Regions from separate parts of the Homo sapiens genome. Here region 1 is linked to region 2. The links are chromatin loops, found by intact Hi-C in ENCODE. Cell type or tissue: MCF 10A. All regions are shown on one strand. Links, peaks and the distances in the headings refer to the core of each region. The heading gives the core; the rest is flanking DNA.

Region 1 (2,820 bases), core at 105-2,604, 630 kb before region 2:
TCAAAGTCGTGTAATTAGATGACCTAGGTTTTAGACTCCACTAATATTCTTCTCAGTATTCTTTCTCACATTGCATTGTCATACCTAAACTTTGTAACTGTGCCTTGTCAGGAGTGTTTCCTTAAGCAAAATACCACTGGAGAAGAGTAAATACTGATAGGCATTTTGCCTATGGTAATTGGATGATGATGTTTTGCTTTTAGATGATGTGCTAATGATTTTTTGTGTGTGCTTTTTTTTTGAAAACACATATATATTTTTGAAACAATACGTAAGAACCCTAAATTTCTATTTTTCATTTTTATTTTACAGTCTTTGTATATTTTAGTCATTATCTCTATGCACAAATATTTTTACAACATTGCCTTTATAGTTTACAGATGTTTTTTGCTTTTAAAATAGTGTCATAAAAATTTTCCAGCTTTCTAATCTTTGAAAATTGCCACCTTAATTTGAAATGGAAATGTATGTGTATTCTAAAAGTGATAGTTTTTTTCTAAGAAAATACAAATGTATATAAAAAGAGTAAAACAGTCCCATACTTTGTTTTTCAGAAATTAATTTTTTTTAATGGTTAGAACCAAAGAGAACAGTACATGATATATGGAAGTTTCTTTAGATCCTAAGTACTTTGGCATGAAATTCTGTGTGTGTTTGTGTTAGAACATAGTTCAACACAAGTACAATTGCTAGAAGTATCAGAACAACCTTATTTTAACACTTATATTTCTGGTGGTAGAGAAATAATAAGATTTCATCTTCATGCTCATCTCCCCTCCTCCCTAAGATTTTTTCAAAATCTTATTCTGAATGTGTACCGGGCCAAAAAATATTTTCTGTGGTTTCGTAGGATCAAGTCTGGCTTATTGAGTAGTAGTATAATTTTTGGATTAGTTAAGCGGTTGTCAGTAGGGGTAGGATTATTTCTGGGTATTCAGGAGTGGTGTGAGGATACAAAAAAGAGATTATTTAGAAATGAAAGGACTTTAGGAATGGGATTTAAAACAAGGTGTCCTCATACTTGGTGCCTGTATGTAGAAGCGGTAGCAGTTGCAGAAACTTCCTGCTGTCTGCTAGGCTTTGGGTGTGTCACACACATGCCCACCCTTGAGGAAGAGTAGATGTCCTGCTACTCACATCATAACATGGGAGGAGAAGACAGTTGCTACGGCGATTGGGAAACAGCATTCCTGAGTCACTGACTATTTCTAAATGAATGGACAACACCCCTTTTTTTAAAGGAGTGATCATAGTCTTCTCTAAGCTTAGGCAGCAGAGGGAGAGGCCTAGTAAGAAAGGAAGAGCAAGTATCAATATTTGAAGCTTGAGAAATATGTTGAAATTTTGGAAAAATTGGTTAACATTATGTTTTGTTTCCTGTATATGTATTCAAAAGTTGTATTGGAACCTTAGAATGTTTGAAAGGAAGGAAGCTTTGCTTACTGTTCTGTCACCAAATGACAGACTATGCATGCTGGCTTTCACCTTCTGAACAGCAGAAGATACCGGTGTGCCTGCTACACCTTGTGATACTTGATAGGAAAGTAGGACTTCCAGACTCTGAGCACTTTCTCTGTTGGCAGCTTGTTTGCCCAAACCATGTGTGCTTTATAGTGCAAGGACTGGCAGTTTGTATGGATGGACTTGGAGGAATGCAGCATCCTCAGCCCGGTTTCTACCTGTTCTGCTGTGCTGGAATAGTGATACCAGCGTGGCCTTTCCTCCTTCCCTCTGGGCTATCAACTACCTAGGATGCCGGCTGCCAGTTGCAGGGCTTTAGGATGAGCTGAGCTGTAGGCAAAAAGTTACTTTTTCCCTTTCCCCAAGGTACTTGCCTTCTTGAACTATTAGAGAAGTGATACTTTGGACCTGTTAGAGGATCCAATTCTAATATTAAGATAGTTTTCCCCTCATTTTAATTATAATTGGGAAATAAGGTTTATTGGAAAGCAGACTCACCAACAGTTTTAGACAGTTGTGCAGGACATTAAGTTAGTTGCTTTACATTTATAAGTAAATTATTTCAAATTTATAAGCAAATTATTGAAATACAGAATGGACTACAGTTACTACTGTTCTTTATACGGCATTTCTAACTTGTGCTTGACACTGGCCACTGCCTAGAATCTTTCATTGTTCCCGGGTGGGGTTAGGAAAAAGATGCTGATTTTGGAAGGCAGGGGTAGATTGATAGAACTCTTTTAATTAGGAATAAAAGATATTGGACTGTCTTTTACTATGTTTCCTTTGTTGGCTGTTGTATGAATTCTAACAAGTTTATTATTTATTTATGTTTTCTCAGCTTTATTGAGGTATAATTGACATACAAATTGTTTATGGTATACAACATGATGTTTTGATATATGTATACATTGTGGAACTAATGAGTTTAACTCTCCAGTGCTTAGTTTAGCTGTGGGGCTGCTGAGGCACTCTGAACCAAATGGAGGAGCTGCTACAGTCTTACCTAATCCTTCAGCACTTTTTCCTCAGTGGTCATGGAGAACATGAGCCTATCATTTCCATTTCTGGGGACTGCTAGGTAATCTTCAGCCTTCTTTCCCTTAAACACATTTAGCTTTTCTAGGTTTATAGTTTATATTTTTAAATTCCTGGTCATTTTGTGCCCCTCTTCTAGACTTCCTTTCCTCTGAGGTACCCTTTTTCTTTCCTTTATTTTCTTTTTGAAGTGGGTACTCCAACTCTACACAACGCCTGTGTAGGCTGCAGGCACCAATAAGTGGTGATGTCAGAATCTAGTTTGTTTCTCTGTAAATGCTAGATGAAATGTTGATTCAATTGCTGTTGTCTTTGGGCCAT
Region 2 (2,820 bases), core at 41-2,540:
CTGCTCCTTCCTGAGTGCTTTCCCTCCTCACTGAATCACTGTTCACTAAGCTCTGATTGTTTAACAGGGAGTAGCTGAAATCCAAGAAAAACCTGATACATTTTGCATTAGTTGTGTATTGAAAAGATCTGTTGCCCTCTCTCTACAAACTCTCAGTCTGAAGGGGGAGAACAAAGAGGAAAATATGGGCACCTAAAGACTTAAAGACTGTTGGGGGAGTTATGTGCTGGTTAGAAGCTACTCAGAAATCACTGGGACATCATCAGTCACCATCACTGTCTTGTATCAGTAAGCAAAAATGTCACTGTGAAAAACTTGTGACACTCCTCTAGATGCGTTTTCATGGGCGGAGATTGAGGTGGCCCTGTCACTGAATATTGAGGTATAGTTGAATGAAAAAAATGGGGGATAAAAGTTGTATTTTGTATTTTCCTCTACATTATACTTACCATATTTGGTAGAAACAAAGCCATAGTAATATCAATAGACCATTCAAAACTGTCAATAATTCTTATTCCTATCATTCATATAGTTCCTTTAAGGGATGCAAAGTATTTAATAAACACATTTCTTCATAACACCCAGGAGAGAAATGATCACCATCTCAATATTCAGACAGATTTCTGGATGGCTACATGATATTTGGCATGCAGAGAATTAGCCAAAGTCAAGGCCCAGAAAAAGTTACAACTCTGGGATACTTTACCTCAATGGTCCTCACATGCTAACTGCTCTCTCTATTCTACCAATCTGCTAGCAAGATATGCATATGCAAGCTGCTTCCTCCTTTGTTTTCAAGTTCACAAAATGCTGTGGATATTCCATATAACATAGCATAAAATTATCTACAGACCAAATCAAAGGAGTTTCCATTATCTACTAGCGGTGTTAGAGGGAACAAAAGAAAATGTTTGCAAATCATTTTATAAACCTGGAAATATGACTAAAATACTTTTTATCAATCAGTCATCATCACCGTCTCTCCCCTCGCCATCAGGAGCACTATCGTTAGCTTGTCAGCTGAGAGAACCTTCCTTTGAGAAAGACTGTAACATCTGCTGAGAAATGTTGCCAATTTTTCTATGATTGGGTAACATTCATGATGAAAATTGCTGCAACTTGATCTTTGGAATGAAATCATCAAACTCATTTTGCTGAAAGGCACAGTTCCAGCAGGACTGACCAGGAAACTCAGTTCATTATACAATCTCACTTCCCCAATGACACATTTAATTTGTCATGCTGCTATTTTCTATACTAGTCCATCAGCAACAACATCCTTCTTAGATTCATTTGACAGAATCACAGTTACAAGATTTCTTATGGCAGTAAGATCAGGCAGGGAAAAGGAAAGGAAGAAAGCATATAATATGTTTTAAGTAGCTACACAGTACTAGATTTTGCACTTTATTACATACTGTTGCATGTATCCTAATTCTTTCTTTGTCAGACAGTAAACTCTATGAAAGGGATTATATCTGTTTTGCTCATTAGACACATGCATATCTTCAGATATTCATAAAAGCGTAGCTATATAGTCAGAGTCTAGCAGGCTTCTGGCATCTGGGAGGTTTTTAAAATGTGTTTAAATAAATGAACTATAATGCAAAGTCAACATTATTGTACTTAAATTGCAAAAATGAGACATCTGAACTTTGGAGAGATTAAATTACTTGTCTGATTGCTGAGTTCAGCTGACAGTCATGTTTAGGTCCCCTTAACACAAAAGTCTGTGTTTTATTTATATTTATTTATTTATTTATGAGATAGGGTCTTACTCTGTCATTTAGGCTGGTGTGCAGTGGCGCGATCTTGGCTCCCTGCAACCTCTGCCTCCCGGATTCAAGCAATTCTTCTTCCCCAGCCTCCCTAGTAGCTGGGATTACAGGCATCTGCCACCGTACCTGGCTAATTTTTGAATTTTTAGTAGAGATGGGGTTTCACCATGTTGGCCAGGCTGGTCTTGAACACCTGACCTCAGGCAATCCACCCTCCTCGGCCTCCCAAAGTGCTGGGATTACAGGCTTGAGCCACTGTGCCTTGCCAAAAGTCTGTGTTTTAAATAAATTTACATGAAATGACATATATTTTTCTTCTTTCTCTTTTTTACTTCTGAGTTTCCAGGATATTGATTTAAAACAATACAAAACTAAAAGTAGTAAAATGTACATGAGTTTCATCCAGAACTTGATTAAACTTGGAAAAATTCAAGTTGAAAAGTTGACTACTGATATATCTGACACAGTAAGACATATATTACTATCACAATTTCAATCACAGTTGAAATAACTGTGATTATTTAGTTCTTTAATACTTAGATGGTACCTCCCAGGACTATGCTTACTTTCTATTGGTGAAGAACTCTAATATGTCCTATTGCTTCAAAGGTTAGTCTTTTGGTAGAATAATGGTCACAAAACTCCATATGTGGAAAAAATCAATTAGGTAGTCCATATGGGTGATGTAGTATTACTGAAGAATAAGAATACACTTCAGTTCCTATTAAAATTATAAAAAAGATTTAATTTATCTTGTAATGGTATTATCTGTGATTTATGACATAGAATATTTGAGCTACAGAAGGATGAATCACCTCTTCTAAGATTTAAAGTAAAATAAGTTTAAAATACCCTATTTTATTAATAAACTCACACAACTACTCAATGAAATAATATGCTATCTTCGTACCATGGAAATCCATGTGGAAGACATCAACAAATTGCCCTCTGGGACATGAGACTGCATATAATATCTCCTTTTCCTTCCTAATAGGACTGTATTAAGAATATATCCACTGCAGATTTTGCATAGTGCTATTTT

The links. Peaks named below come from ENCODE experiments on the same cell type or tissue, not always from the same donor. Only the 100,000 strongest peaks of a DNase experiment are listed, where the experiment ranks them.
Region 1: a loop joins it to region 2, with 3 times the contacts of the local background. A loop is called at or near these places in 1 of 110 quality-filtered maps.

Annotation. Positions count from the first base shown.
Region 1 is chr5:141,602,843-141,605,662 of GRCh38, reverse strand. The region is part of intron 1 of DIAPH1 (diaphanous related formin 1); the gene reads left to right. Among named protein-coding and RNA genes, the nearest start is that of DIAPH1, 15 kb to the left of the region's middle. RefSeq lists an enhancer at 1-27. In MCF 10A, for the core only: no CTCF peak of the experiment used is centred there; a DNase peak (open chromatin) is centred at 1,152.
Region 2 is chr5:140,975,494-140,978,313 of GRCh38, reverse strand. All of the region lies in intron 1 of PCDHA1 (protocadherin alpha 1), which reads right to left. The region is part of intron 1 of PCDHA2 (protocadherin alpha 2); the gene reads right to left. The region is part of intron 1 of PCDHA3 (protocadherin alpha 3); the gene reads right to left. The region is part of intron 1 of PCDHA4 (protocadherin alpha 4); the gene reads right to left. It also overlaps PCDHA5, PCDHA6, PCDHA7, PCDHA8, PCDHA9 and PCDHA10, and 6 more genes. Among named protein-coding and RNA genes, the nearest start is that of PCDHAC2, 10 kb to the right of the region's middle. In MCF 10A, for the core only: no CTCF peak of the experiment used is centred there; a DNase peak (open chromatin) is centred at 1,123.